2 separate regions of the Homo sapiens genome follow, and region 1 is linked to region 2. Evidence: chromatin loops called from intact Hi-C (ENCODE). Cell type or tissue: Calu3. All regions are shown on one strand.

Region 1 (8,000 bases), 540 kb after region 2:
ACTTTGACTGTGTTCTTTCTTAGAGAAAATGGCTGACCAAAGGTAGCCTTGAACCCAAGTCTTCTTGTTCAGTGGTTGTGTAATCAGGTGATGGGTTATTCCTGTGTGCTGCACAGACAAAACCAGTTCACTGAGACTGTGATCTTGCAGTAAAGCAAGAGTTGAATTAACGGGAGTCTGCCCATGTGGAAGACAGTTATTACCCAAATCAGTCTCCCGAAGGCTCAGAGGTTAGGGTTTTTCAAGGATAGTTTGGTGGGCAGGGGACTAGGTAATGGGTGCTGCTGATTGGTTGAGAATCATACGAGTGTGGGAAACGGTCCTTATACACTAAGTCCACCTTTGTGTGGTGGGGGGTGCACAGGACTGGTTAAGTCGTGAGTCACAAGTCTAGGTGGGGTCAGTCTGAAAAACATCTGAAAAGGCCAATCTTATGTTCTGTAATAGTGATGTTATTTATATGAACAACTGAGAAAGTCACAAATCTTGTGACCTCTGGCCATGTGACTCCTCTACAGTAAGGGATTATAGAAATTAAGCCTACAGTGTAGCAGAATTCAGGCCCCTACCAGAATCCTAATCTTGTGGCTCTTCATTAGTCTTACAAAGGTGTTTTCAGCCACTGAACAAGGAGGAGTTAGTTTTAGGGTGAGACTATTATCATCCTTGCTTTAAAGTTAGACTATAAATTCCTCCCCTGAGTAGCTTGGCCTATGCCCAGGGATAAGTGAGGGCAGCCAGCCTGTGAGGCTAGAAGCGAGATGGAGTGAGCCCAGGCCAGACTTATCTCACTGTCATAATCTTTGCGAAGTCAGTTTTAGTCAGGGGCAGTCGTTCCATTAGCAAGACTTCCTACAGTACCACATTAAAATGGGGTCACAGTACTGATCCCCAGGGAGCAGCCAGGTGGTGCCCATAGCAGCTGAGGCCTCCTAGCTGGTCTCCCGGCTGTGAACACTGTGTGTTCTGTGCAAAGCACTGGAACAGAGTACGTCGGAAAAATGTCAGGAAGCCCCATGTATCAGCACAGTTCCTCTTAGACACCAAGGTTGTTTAACTACTGGATATCCACTTATACCCTTCCTCCTGGGTTTTCATGTAAATTCCAGGTATTGTCCTCTTCTTGACTTTTTATTTATTTATTTATTTATTTAGTTAGTTAGTTAGTCGGTTAGAGACAGGGTCTTGCTGTGTTGCCTAGGCTGGAGTGTAGTGGCGCGATCATGGCTCACTGCAGCCCCAACCTCCTGGGCCCAAGCGATCCTCCCACCTTAGCCTCCCAAGTAGCTGGGACCACAGGCATGCACCACCACACCTGGCTATTTTTTTTTTTTACTTTTGTAGCGAGGAAATATCCTTATGTTGCCCAGACTGGTCTCGAACTCCTGGGGTCAAGCACTCCTCCTGCCTTGGCCTCCCAAGTGTTGGGATTATTGGTGTGAGCCACCATGCCCTGCCTCTTGACCTTTTATTATGGTATTTTTTGTCTGCAACAAGGCCAGGACTCAGGAGTGTTAGGACATGCCTGAAGAAGAGGATGGTGGCAAGGCCACAGGTCTCTCTAGGCTTAAGCTTCCTTTCTCCTCCTCAAGCATCTGGAAGATGTAATTCTGCCCTGCATGCCTACTGCACTTATTTCCTCTCTCTTCCTCCGTTTGCACCCCCTCTACCTGCATGACATTGCTTAGCCTCTACTGTGCACTTTTTTATTATTTTATTTTATTTTATTTTTTTGAGATAGAGTCTCGCTCTGTTACCCAGGCTGGAGTGCAGTGGTGCAATCTTGGCTCACTGAAACCTCTGCCTCCCGGGTTCAAGTGATTCTCCTGCCTCAGCCTCCCTAGTAGCTGGGATTACAAGTGTGCGCCACCACACCCGGCTAATTTTTGTATTTTTAGTAGAGACAGGGTTTCACCATGTTGGTCAGGCTGGTCTCGAATTCCTGACCTTGTGATCTGCCTGCGGCAGCCTCCCAAACTGCTAGGATTACAGGCATGAGCCACCACACCCGGCCTACATTGCTTTTATCCCTAACATACCTCCTGTCTTAGGCTGGGGTTTGTTCTTGAGCCATTTGTCTATTTTGAGAGAATTTATAAGCCACTGGCCCCCAAATCTGCTGTTGAATTTATTGTTAGGGGTGGCGTTGCCCACAAGTTGAGAATAGAGGGAAAAAATTTATCAGAGGCTAGCTGAGACAAAAATGCCTCTCTTAAAGAGCTAGCTGATCTGCTTTGTAATCTGATGTAAATTGTGCGACATACCTTGTTTCTCCTTTTTGAATGGATTTCTGAGAACTGAACCCATTCTGGATTTTTAAAACCTGCCTGGATTTTCAAAGATCAAGGTGCTGTAGAAATATTTTGGCAGAACTCTACCAAATGTATTATTGCATGTTATTGAAATACCATTATTTCCCTTATCTTAATTTCCTTTTCTCTCCTTCCCTCTGGTTTTCTATTTTTATATTGACATTCTATTTTATAATATCATTTGCTGCTGCAAATTTCTTTTTAGAATGAGGCGATAAATAAATACATACACAAATACATAATCAAATAAGTAGAAAGTAAATAAATTTCTAACCTGTCCTCAGAAACCTCTGTTTTTCTTTTTTTTTTTTTTTAAAGACAGGGTCCACTCTGTCACCCAGGATAGAGTGCAGTGACACAATCATGGCTCACTGCAGCCTCAAATTCCTGGGCTCAAGCAATCCTCCCACTTCAGCCTCCTGAGTAGGTGGGACCACAGGTATGTCACCACACCTGGCTAATTTTTTAACGTTTTGTAGAGACAGGGTCTCATTATATTGCCCAGGCTGTTCTCAGACTCCTGGGCTCAAGTGGTCCTCCCCGCTCAGCCTCCAAAATTGCTGGGATTGCAGGAGTAAGCCACTGCACTGAGCCACTTGTCTGTTCTTTTTTTTTTTTTTCCCTCACTTCCTTTCCCACGTACCTGTCCACAAACCCTCTACAAAGAGGGGAAACAAAACACAATGCCTAATATGCCCCTGAGTATTTGCAGAAGAGAAACAGAGGAACACGTTATTAAATCATTCGATCTCACCTGTCGTTTTTCAGCTGTTATTGGTGGCTTGAGAAGGCACATGTGCATTCCCTTTTCATCAGGGGAATTTAAAGTCCATGAAGCGGGAGACTGTCTTTTCTTTAATCAGCTTCAGGCACCTGCTACACTTTGGGTCACATGCGGAATGTGCTGATGAGGAGGAGAATGGGGACTTCTGTGGGAAGCTGTGGAAATTTCCGACAACTTTAATAGCAGGATCAATACCTCGGCAACTGGGAGCAAGAGAAGGAACCAGAAGAACCTGGAGAATCATTTCCGCCTCCTGATTTGTGAGCTAACAGAGGGCTGGAGGTGGATTCAAGCTCAACCATAGATAGATGTTCTCCCGCCTGGTATTTTCTATATATTTAAATCTTCCTGCTAACACAAAGTACAGTGCAGATGCCTTTCACTTTGTGTGACAGCTCTGTTTCTGGGCATTTCTATGTAAATTGAGCCCTTGTACTGTAAATGGGCTCATTTAACATACAGCTGGGCAGCTCTCAGTTCAAAGGAACCCTGGAGCGAATCCTTTTGAAAGCAAGGGACCTTCTGTGACTTAGGTAATCACATTCTAATTTATATTTTCTCTTAATTTGGATTGTAACTTAAAGAGCTTCTTTATAAATCTTTACTTAATGTAAGTAAATAAATTAGTGCATATCCTATAATATTTTTTCCAGGGGCAAAATAATCAAATGTGTCATACTTGCAATATTTTAAGTCAATGATTTAATCATAGCCTTAGGAGAGTACAGATGTCATGGAAAGTTTCTGCTCATTAGCTCTTCTTACAAAGTGGGGATAGCCAGAGTCTAGTTTGTTCATCTGAGAATGTCGAGCTGGGCTGTTGCCCTGGGATGTCCTGAGTTTTTTCATGAAAAGCTACAGTTCTTCAAGTCTGGCTCATTGCATATGCCACAGACCTTGGGTCTTCAATGAGCCAAACTTTAAGAAAGAAGAAATTAGTTCAAATCATAACTAGATTCGGTTGCTTGCCTTAAACCGGTTTGACCTTGAGCGAGTCTCTTGAAACCACTGAGCTTCAATTTTCTCAGCTTCTCAGCTTGAAAATGGACTAAAATATTACATATGGTCTCTGAGAGAATGTGGAGAGACAATATTCATAACACACTTTATAAAGTGCAAGGTATAAAACGTATTAGTAATTGATAGAGGACAGGGGTTTTTGTTTTCTGTTTTCCTTTCATTTTGCTTTAAACTGTCCTCTGCTTTGTAAATAAGCTCTCTCCTGGAGTCCGCTAATTCTGATTGTTTTAACTGAACCTACTTGATTGTCTTTAAGATTTCCTGGAGATTAACAACCTTCCTTAGAAAAATGCGTCCCTTTGAAAGGACACAGGTTAGGAAGATTTCTAGAGAAGGGAAAGTTCGCCCTCTAGTGTGGCCCAGGAGAAACATAGTATAGGAATTTATAAAGTAGGTCAAAAATGTGCTTTCAAAAGAAGCTGCTATTACTTTATTATCTTCCTCACAAATTTTGGATGGAACCCCCCCATTTCTTCAGCAATTTAGCTTGACAACTAGATATTTACTCTATAGATCTTCAAAGGAAATGTTTACATCTTATAATACCGTATATTCCTCTGACCCTTTGAAAGCCATTGAAGACAAGTAAAATTTTCAGAGTTAGTTCCATTTATTCTTACCGGGTGGTATTTGTATAGTCATAGTTGTAATGTACATGCTCAGTAGAATCTTGCCTTTATTTATTTTGCTTGATTTAATTTCAAATTAAATGACCTCAATCAAGATTATAAACTAAGCAGCTGATGCTGTAAATTGTAGACTCTGCTCCTGGCAAGTAGAGAATGGGCAGAGAAATGAATACTGTCTAATAATTTCAAAATGATAGTAGGCATTTCATCACACCAGCAAACAATACACTAATACACAAGATTTTTTTTTTCTCATGGAATTACTGGTTGTTTATATTGTTTTAAATTGACAAGGGCACATCTTACCAAGCTTCGAGCTTTAAGCCAGCAATTTTTATTCTATTTTGGGACACCTTGATAAAGAAATGTAGCAAGTGTAACTTCCACAAGCCACTCAGTTATAGGTTCCAATAATTCACGATCTTTATTTTCCTATTATGTGATGTAACTCATATCTTGATTCTTATTTCTGCCTCTTAGCAAAAAACTTAACCAAGTTATTTTCAGGCCTACTGGTGTACTGGAGCCAGCTCGTGTCAGCATGCAAGAGCTAATTGTTAAATTTTCAGAGAATTTTCATGCCAGTTATTATTACTTTGTGAAATAATACATAATTCTCAGAGACATTTGGAAAATGTAGAAAAGTTTTAAAGAAAACAAAATTATTCACATCTCCACCACTCAGAGACAACTACAGTTAATATTTTATTGTGCATTTTCTCTATTTTTTGTGTACTATATATAGTTTTCTTTCGAAAATTTATTTCTTTTTCTATTTTGCAGTGAGCTTTTCTCTGTCATTAAATAGGCTTTCATAATGAGGGTTTTTTTTTTTAATTATTTCAACTTTTCTTTTAGATTCAGGAGGTACATGTGCAGGTTTGCTACATGGAAACATTGTGTGATGCTGAGGTTTGAGGTATGGATGAACCCATCACCCAGGCAGCAAGCACAGTAACTAATAAGAGTTTTTCAGCCCTTGTCCCACTCCCTTCTTCCCCTCTGGTGGTCTCCAGTACCCATTGTTCCCTCTTTATGCTGATGTATGCTCAATGTTTAGCTCCCATTTATAGGTAAGAACATGGCAGTATTTATTTTTCTGTTCCCGTGTTAATTCGCTTAGGATAATGAACCCCAGCTGCATCCACATTGCTGCAAAAGACATGATTTCATTCTTTTTCATGACTGCATAGTATCCTATGGTATTTATGTACCACATTTTCTTTATCTAATCCACTGTTCACGGGCATCTCAGTTGATTCCCTGTCTTTGCTATTGTGAATACTGTTGTGATGAACATGAGTTCATGTATCTTTTTGGTAGAATGATTTATTTTCCTTTGAATATATACCCAGGAATGAGATTGCTGGGTCATAGTTCTGTTTTAACCCATTTAGGCCTGAGGTTGCAATTTTTTGAATTTTTGTAATGAGACCTTGGAGGTGACCTTGAGCAGTAGGATATAAATAACTCCCACGTGCTTAGTGTTCCAATAATGGAACACTAGGCATATTAAGTTCTTTGAGAAATCTCCACACTGCTTTCCAGAGTGTCTGAACTAATTTACACTTTCACCAACAGTATAAAAGCATTCTCTTGTCTTCGTAGACATGCCAGCATCTGTTATCTTTTGACTTTTTTTTTTTGAGACAAAGTCTCACTCTTGTTGCCCAGGCCGGAGTTCAATGGCACGATCTTGGCTCACCGCAACCTCCGTCTCCCGGGTTCAAGCGATTCTGCTGCCTCAGCCTCCTGAATAGCTGGGATTATAGGCACCTGCCACCACACCCACTAATTTGTTGTATTTTTAGTACAGACAGGGTTTCCCCATGTTGGCTGGGCTAGTCTCGAACTCCTGACCTCAGGTGATCCACCCGCCTTGGCCTCCCAAAGTGTTGTGGGATTATAGGTGCAAGCCACTGCACCTGGCCATCATTTGACTTTTTAATGATAAGCTGTTCTGTCTGGTGTGAGATGGTGTCTCACTGTGGTTTTGATTTGCATTTCTCTGATGATTAGTGATGATGAGCATTTTTTCGTAAGTTTCTTGGACACTTGCATGTCTTCTTTTGAGAAGTGTCTATCCTTTGCCCATGTTTTAATGGGGTTATTTGCTTTTGCTTGTTGATTTGTTTAAGTTCCCTATAGGTTCTGAATATTAGGTCTTTGTTGGATGCATAGTTTGTGAATATTTTCTTCTATTCTGTAGGTTGCTTGTTTACTCTGCTGATATTATCTTTTGTTGTGCAGAAACTCTTTAGTTTAATTAGGCCCCGTTTGTCAATTTTTTGTTTTTGTTGCCATTGCTTTTGAGGACTTAGCCATAAATTATTTGCCAAGGCCAGTGTTGAGAAGGGTATTTCCTAGATTTTCTTCTAGGATTTTTATAGCTTGAGGTCTTATACTTAAATCTTTCATTCATCTTGACTTAATTTATATATGATGAAAAGTAGAGATCCAGGTTCCCTCTTCCACATATGGCTAGCCCAGTTATTCCAGCACAACTATTCTAATAAGGAGTCCTTTTCCCATTGTTTATTTTTGTCAACTTTGTTGCAGATCAGATGGTTGTAGGTGTGTGGTTTTGTTTTTGAGTTCTCCATTCTACACCATTGATCTATGTGTCTGTTCTTGTACCAGTACCATGATGTTTTGGCTACTGTAGCCTTATAGTATAGTTTGAAGTTGGGTAATGTGATGCCTCAGGCTCTATTCTCTTGGCTTGGTTGCTTTGGATCTTCAGGCTCTTTTGTGCTTCCATATAAATTTTAGAATAGTTTTCTGTAATTCTGTGAAGAATGATGTTGGTACTTTGGTAGGTATAAGATTGAGTCTGTAGATTACTTTGGGTAGTATGGTCATTTTAACAATATTAATTCTTCTGATCTATGAGCATGGAGTGTTTTTCCATTTGTTTGTGTCATCTAGAATTTTTTTCGGCAATGTTTTGTAGTTTTCCTTATAAAGATCTTTCACCTCCTTGGTTAGAGGTATTCCTATGTATTTTATTTATTTATTTTTATATGGATGCCAGTTGTTAAGAACTCATTATTAAAAATTAAATTGTATAAACTTACAGCTAAATAAAGTATAGTAAAATTAAGGATTATAAGACTCATCTTTCCTAATTGGTTTTGGTGGGCACTGTAATGTAATACCAAGGTCTTCATACTCCCTGCCAATTCCCATAGGTCCAGGCCCACATTTCCCTTTTTGGCGCTGAACTTTTAGTCTTGGTCCTTCCAGGTCTCCCTC
Region 2 (8,000 bases):
CACTGAAGTATCCTGAAGATCAAAGAGAGATTTCCACCATGCCTCAATACAAACCCCAGTCCGGGCCTCCGCTTGACAGGTGCTGTGCCTAGTGTTTTGCCCTGACCAGAGTCCATGTAGGGAACATGACCTGCTTAGATAAAAGAAGAGCTGTCAAATGACTGTGCTTGACAAATGGGCCAGGCAGCAAGAAGGGCAACGCAGAAGCAAAGCGGTTTGAGTCTCCGCGATGTCTACTTCATGTTCAGGTATTCTCTGCTTTGGCTTTCTAGTAGGCAGAAAGGATGAGTGAATATTGTAGCTAGACTGTGGGTTGAGTAAGTATCTCCAGCAAAGGGTCTAATTGAATTATGTCTGACCAAACCCTGTAGGTTTTTTTTTCTTCTGAAGTGACTAATGGAGTGTGCTAAGAATATACTCAAGGTTCACACTCAAGCTTTTCATTCTTCGTCTGTAAGGTTTGGCCTTCCTTGTTTCTATTGAAGAAAGGCAGGAAAGGCATGAATCTCCAGGAGAAAACATTTGAAGCCTCAGTGTGGTGGCTCATGCCTGTAATCCCAGCACTTTGGGAGGCTGAGGTAGGCAGATCACCAAAGCCCAGGAGTTAGTGACGAGCCTGGGCAACATGGCAAAACCCATCTTTACAAAAAATAAAAAAAATAAAAATAAAAAAAAATATATATATATATATATATATACACACACACACACATACATACATACAAAAATTAGCTAGGCGTGGTGTGCGCCTGTAGTTGCCATGTGAGCCAGAATTGCACCACACAGTACTCCAGCCTGGGTGACACGGTGAGACCCTGTCTCAAAAAAAGAAAAAAAGAAAAGAAAAAACATTCGGAAGAATCCATCACGTTAGGAGCGCTGGCAAGGCTATGCAAGAGAGCTGCCGCATACACCGCTGGAATCAGAGGACTTGCAGACATGAAGTAAATCTGGCCTTCTAGGTGGGAAGGTGAAGATGTGGAGAAAGTGTGCCTGGTTGATATCAAGCCTGATAGCAAAAGAAATGTTCTGATTTCCACATGGCACAGCTTTTTGTCAGGAATAAAATATGCCTGTCCCTACAATAACCAACTACTTAGGGCTGACAAGAAACCAGTTGTGACACACGGAATAAACAGTCACATTTCGTGCTGGAAAGGTCAGAGAAAAAGCCCCAGTGGAGATAGGTGGGATTAGAGATTTTTTGGCTGTGTGTCTTGGGCAGAACATTTAAACAAGGAGCACTTGGGTGACGTTGGGGCAGATGAGACAAGAGAGCCAGACAGAGAGGTGCCCCTTAAGCAAATCATGTAGGTGAGATGACTTGTGTAAAACACTAGGCACAACACCTGTCATGCAGAGGCCCGGACTGGGGTTTGTATTGAGGCATGGTGGAAATCTCTCTTTGATCTTCAGGATACTTCAGCGTCTTTTTATTAGTGGCCAGTTAGGAAGGCTAAAATGATCTGTGTTTAGTGTGCACTGTGCATAATTGGCCCCACTCACAGTGGCACCCATCAGGTTTCCACGTGACAGAGACATTGCAGACTGGAAGCCCAAGAGGCTTCACTCCTATCTGCACTCATGGATACAGGTAGATTATAAGACTCTTGCAGGCATGGGCATTAAGGCAGGACCCACTTTTCACCCTGGCTCACCCCTAATGATCTGAGGCCATCTTTGTGTATATTAAAGAGGCATTGACATTTGAACACCTGCATTGGGCAGAATCTGGCTTGCCATACAGAGAGCAAGGCCAGCAGATGTGTTGAGTGCGTGTGTTAAAGAAGCATTACAGTGGAACTCCTAGCTACATCCTTACTTTTCTTGGTTTTTTTGCATGCCATATAGACAGGCTTGGAAAAAGAAGAATTATTTTTGGCTTTGTATAGCTCCCTGTCTCACGTGGCTACAGTTTTAAGAATTTAGCATTCTCTTCATGGCCTACATTTAACTCTGATTCTTCTTAATGTGCATTCTGTAAATATCCAAGTCTGTACTACAGGTGTGTCTCATTTTAAGAAAACAATGGATGCATGGTGTGCACAGAGTCACCCATTAAAGCCTTATGTTCACAGAAATGAAGAATCCAAATTTTAACTGGAATTCTAATGGCAAACCCATACGTGCAGTTAAAATTCAAGTTTAAAAAAATCAAAACACAAGCAGCTTCGAGGAAAAAACATCTCTTGTCTCAAATGAGATATGTGTATGTTGCTATTCCACTTGGCTCTTGGGTAGCTTCTTACTAGAGGATGAGGGCTTCATTCACAATCATTAAAGAAAGACTTGGAGCATTTTGAAGCATTTTGAAGTTCTCTGAAGAGCCAGGATCACGGTAAAATATTTTGAAAATGAAGTTTCACATGACTAGTTCAGGGAACTGAGCAAAGAGAAGACGGGGGAAGGGAGTGGGCATGAAGGACACAGAAGGAGGTCCCAGCTGTTGGTCATGTCTGCCAAGAGAGGAACAAGAAGGATGGGAATGACGCTGTGCGTGCAGAGATGGCAGACGGGGAAGGTGCTCGGGCTGACTGGTGAGTACAGTTAACCCTTGGACAAGATGGGTTTGAACTGTACACATTCAGTGGTATGTGGATTTTCTCCTGCCTCTGCCACCCCTGACACAGTAAGAACAACCCCTCCTCTTCCCTCTCTTCCTCCTCCTCAGCCTCCTCAACATGAAGATGAGGATGAAGACTTTTGCGATGATCCCCTTCCACTTAATGAAGGGTAAATGTATTTTCCTTACAATTTTCTTAACATTTTCTTTTCTCCAGTTTACTTTATTGTAAGAATACAATATATAATGCCTATAACATAAGATATGTGGTAATCTACTGATTGTGCTATCAGAAAGGCTTCCCATTGACAGCAGACTATTAGTAGTTAAGTTTTGGGGGAGTCATAAGTTATATGCATTTTTACTGCATAGGAGGTTGGCACCCCTGAGCTCCGAGTTGTTCAAGGGGCAACTGTATTTGAATGAGGAGTGATGAAAGGAGTCTGTGAAGTCACCTCTGGACGTCACCCCCTCTGGGAGGGCCTTCTCACACTTCTTGTTCGTGTGGTTTGATTTTGCGGTGTCACAGCCCTATGCTCATCCTTTATTTCACCACCACCACCACCACTGTTATTCTTACGATCACCAACGTGGTCTGGTTTTTTTTCTTGTAAGAGCTGGAGGTGTTTGGGAAGTGCCTCAGACACGCTGTTCTCTAGCCATGGAGTACCATCTCCTACCTACTTCCCGTCACATTCCCTGTGCAAACCCCATCTGTTCTCTAAACCTCGCTCATGCAGTCTACCCCTCCTCCCAGTTCCCATGTCGTTGTTTTCTCTTCCCTACAGCCTTAACCATTTGGCTCCTGAATTGTAATTCTCTGCCCCTGTGTCTTCTCTGTCCTGCGAAAACTGCACAGGATAGGTTGGAGCTTTACATCTCATATGTCCTGCTCAAAGTACAAATAGAGTCCTAGGTCTGCCCTTGCAAATAAGGGGCAGTGTCAACTGTATGTACCATCTCAAATAGCAAATTTGGGATGCTTAAAGGCAGACCACATCATTGCAGTGATACACTGTGAATTTGAATGACGGTTATGTTTATTTGGTTCAGCAGATAGAGAACGCATCTCTAAAAACCTTTTACTTACCTTAACTAGCAAAACTTACAACATTTACCTTTCAAAACATAGTGACATTTAACTCCATATAAAGTAAAAGGAGGTTCTTTAGTATCATGGAGTAGAGGAGGGGATTTAAGGATGCCAACATGCCACTTCTTTCTTGTTACCACACCTGTGGGTCCTCCAAGGCTCTCCAACATTTGCACATGATTGGATTATGACAAGAACAGAGAATTATGTAGCCTGCCTCTTATTTTTGTCCCCTTTTCAACTCAGGTCCAATGAATTCAGAGAAAAAGATCTACGTTAAGAAAAAAATGCAAGGAAACAGAACACTGGCTTTTAAAGCATTTAATAAGTCAAAATCAAATAAAAGTGATTTTTAAAAAGAATAAATTTACATACAGTACATAAGCAAGACAGCTGAAGGTTTCTAAAATAGAAACCTGGTGCATATGGCCCCAAAACACCACATGCTTTGATTACACTCAGGAAGCATGAGTTGCCTATTTGGGTGAGAAAATCCCATGTTACAGTGCGATCACTGGGCACGTTTTGGAGTAATTCCAGCCACTGCTATGTAAGTGTTTTTAATTCAGGGGTGTCTTCTACGTTTTCATCTTCTGAATATCTTGTGACGGTGCAGGTTTGAGCAAAACTGGCATGAAATGAGAGCTGTTTTAGATGAAGATTGCAAGATGGATGGCTTGGCCCACAGTGGCAGTGGGTTGGGGGTGGAATGTGGACAATTAGGAAAAAGGCATGTCATTCTATCTGGCTCCTGGAGAGGCAGATAGTCCTGGGGGCTTTGGTGTCACAGTTCCCAAAAGCAAGGTTGGCCAGACCATAGGCTTACATTGTGGTGAGCTTGCCTTTTAAATTAATCTCCAAGATGCCAGATCGAGAGGGATGGTGGACCTAGACTGAAGCCAAACCAGTAGGGGGCTCTCTTTCCCCAGAGAGAAACTCCAAATGTCTTGAAAGGAGCCTGAACCATACCCTTTGAAGGGGCAAGCAATGGTCTGAGACAGAGAGAGGATTTAACAGAGCAAAGTGCTGTGTGAGAAATGAATGGAAGAGGGCTAGCAAGACAAGGGTGTGAATCAGGTAATGCCTTTTTCACCCCGATGAATTTTTGTCTGATTCTCACCACAGAGCAGGAGTGCTCAGAAACTGAGGTTGGCGTCACCAATATACACTTTTCATTCTCCAGTTGCAGTAATCAAATACTTTAAAAAGTGACCAACCATGACAAATCCTTGGCTCATTCTTTAATGTGCTGTGGCTGATATATTCATCCTCAGCCCAAATTAGTTAAGTACAGCCTTAAATATATCAATATAGCTGATCGGCCTTCCTATTGTTGGGACTTAAAACTAGAGACAGCAGTAAAAATTATGTATATGATATATATATATATATAAAATGATATATATATATCATATATATGAGAGGCCAGCACCCACTCTGTGACAATGATCACAATCCCTCTTTTTAAAAAATACAAGTGGGAAAAGCTGATCCTTTTGTCAGCTGGCTTCAGACAAGTCAACCACAATTATTTGGTGTAAATATCCAGTGTTGCGAACTCTGGCTGGGCAGCTGTGTGGATGAAAATACAGAAAAGTGCCGCATCCGGCTGACAGCCACTGCTCTGCAGGGGCAGATGAAGGCTGGGAGTACCTGTAAGCTAAGGCCCTTCCCCTGAGTTGTGCTGCAAATACTGGGCAGAGTTTGATGTAAAAGCAGTCAAACGGCAGGTCATCTTGATCTTTGCCTTCTAACTATAATAAATATGAGAAGAATTTTAAGTAAAAACAGGATGTTTTGCTAAAAATTCTTTTTTTTTTTTTTTGAGAGAGTCTCGCTCTGTCGCCCAGGCTGGAGTGCAGTGGCGCAATCTCGGCTCACTGCAAGCTCCGCTCACCGGGTTCACGCCATTCTCCTGCCTCAGCCTCCTGAGTAGCTGGGACTACAGGCGCCCTCCACCACGTCCGGCTAATTTTTTTGTATTTTCAGTAGAGACGGGGTACCGTGTTAGCCAGGATGGTCTCGATCTCCTGACCTCGTGGTCCGCCCACCTCGGCCTCCCAAAGTGCTGGGATTACAGGCATGAGCCACCGCACCCGGCCTAAAAATTCTTGAGAAATTGGAATGCTAAGTTACATACTAAATATCATCCCAACAGTAAGGCCGTAGAACATATTTGAAATCAAGAAAAATGTGATTTTTCGGTTTTAACACGTTAAGAGCCTCTGTAACTTTTAAGGAAGCTATTTTTTTTTCTAGAGTATGCACATGGTGATGATGTGTTGGGTTGATAAAGCACTGGCTCAGTCCTACAGGCACTAAACTTCAATGGATACTTTGTTAACTATAGTTACACTAACTTTAAAGAAAGTTCTTGATACCTGTTCTTTATTCTTAGGAACTGAAGAGGAGGGAACTCCGGTGTTTGCATAATCATCGCCTTCCCATGTTAAGAGGACTCACCCTAGTAGGCTTAATGGGTTTTGTATTTGGTTGGCTTGTTTTCCCAAGAGACACTAAAGTTGTTCTTGCATTAATTCCCCTTAAAATTGCCAAGAGATAAGAGGTGGGAAGACAAAAAGGGCGCCTGATTCTATTCAGTAGATGAGAAAATAGATTTACAGAAGGTAACTGTGAAATTGGAGGAGTAATGTCAGGGAGGCCTTGTCAGGACAGGCAATGTCAAGGAAGCCTATCCCTTCTTTGTCAGACTCCAGAAAGGATTGAGTTCATCTGTTCTTCACAGATCCACTTTCCTAGGCAGATGCCAGTGCCTTCCAGGTTTGTATGAAAGCAAAAAACTGCTGACGATGGGCAGAGGGCCTGTCCCAAACCACTAGGAAGCAGGAGAGGGCAGGAATCTCAGTGAATCCCAGATGTATCCACCTGTGCTGAAGGCTAACCCCCAACCTGTTTGGTGATGTGTGAGCAGCCAGTTGGTTTCATGGGTCAGAAGAGTGTGGTAATGGTACCTGGAATCCTGCAAAATGCATGGAAACAAGGAAGAGCAGATCCTTATTCCAACATGAACAGCAGGACTTATAAGGAAAGCAGGCTTTTCCCCATGACCTCACAGCTCTGCCTCCACCTTTCATCTCTTCACAGTGAGCTTTCTTTCAGAGTGATCTTACCACCCAACCAGGCACAGTCTAATTTGATCATAACAAGGAGGAGGCCGGGCACAGTGGCTCATGCCTATAATCCCAGCACTTTGGGAGGCTGAGGTGGGTGGATCACTTAAGCCCAGGAGTTTCAGACGTACCTGGGCAACATGGAGAAACCCTGTCTCTACAAAAATTAGCTGGGCACATGGTGGTCTATGCTTACAGTCCCAGCTACTCAGTTGGCTCAGGCAGGAGGATTGCTTGAGCCCGGGAGGCAGAGTTTGCAGTGAGCTGAGATTGTGCCACTGTAATACAGCCTGGGAAACAGAGCAAGATCCTGTCTCAAACAAAACAAAACAAAAAATCACCAAATAAACGATAAGGAAGTCACCCTGTCCAAGGAATGCCGTTTCATATGGTGCCACCCCTTCTCCTAGACCAAAGTTCCCATTTTAGAAATAACTCCATGCTAGGCAAGGTTGTAACGGAAAAGAAAGGCTCTACCTCCAGCCTCCCAGATCACCCCATCTCTACTGGCTCTCCAGAACCCAGTGGGGCTCATAGCTATTCCTAAGCCAGGCCACAATTCCTGCCAGCCCATGACTAGATCCAAAGCCCGTGCAACAGCGAGAGGAGCAGGGGCCGGGCGGGGGGGGGGGGGGCGCGGTGTGTGCCTTTAAAGATCCGGATTATGGTCTTTAGCCTGGGTTCAACTGTAGCACAACCAACCACCACGGACGACCAATGACCGCTATGAGACAGTTCTTCCTTTCACACAGCAGCATCATTTATCTGGTAGTAGCAAGACAGCCGTATGACTTTTTGTTGTTGTTAAAGAAAAATAAGTTGTCAAGATTTGCCTACCAATAACTTTCCTATGTCTTGGCTTTCATGTCCAGTGGGCTAGTTTCCAACTGTTTGAGACTCAGGGTAATCCCAGAAACCTGTGAAGCATCGGCACAAAGGTTGTAGCGCAGATGCCAACAGATGTGTAGGTAACAAACTTGTAAGGCACTTCAATCTCCAGTCTCCGCCTGGCCTCCTTGTTCCTGGTGACCACCTTGAACCATGAGTATAATACTTGCAGTGAGAGATTTTGTACAAGCTGACGAACCAAGAGGATCAACACAATTCCCACTGCAAATTTGGTCAGACCCAAAACTAACATGTAGGTGGTGAGTGGTGGGATGTTCTGAATAACAGGGAGAGATTCAGCGGGCTTGGATACAAGCTGGAAGAA

Evidence for each region. Peaks named below come from ENCODE experiments on the same cell type or tissue, not always from the same donor. Only the 100,000 strongest peaks of a DNase experiment are listed, where the experiment ranks them.
Region 1: it touches region 2 in a loop (6-fold over the local background); 8 of 110 quality-filtered maps call a loop at or near these places.

What each region holds. Positions count from the first base shown.
Region 1 is chr2:222,021,569-222,029,568 of GRCh38, reverse strand. No RefSeq gene overlaps it. Among named protein-coding and RNA genes, the nearest start is that of CCDC140, 270 kb to the left of the region's middle. RefSeq lists enhancers at 2,699-3,685, 3,686-4,672. In Calu3, no CTCF peak of the experiment used is centred here; a DNase peak (open chromatin) is centred at 4,448.
Region 2 is chr2:222,558,584-222,566,583 of GRCh38, reverse strand. SGPP2 (sphingosine-1-phosphate phosphatase 2) reads right to left here. Exons shown (of 5, transcript NM_152386.4): 5 at 3,963-8,000. The coding sequence ends at 7,686. Among named protein-coding and RNA genes, the nearest start is that of FARSB, 94 kb to the left of the region's middle. In Calu3, a CTCF peak has its summit at 4,565 (motif pointing right); a DNase peak (open chromatin) is centred at 4,563.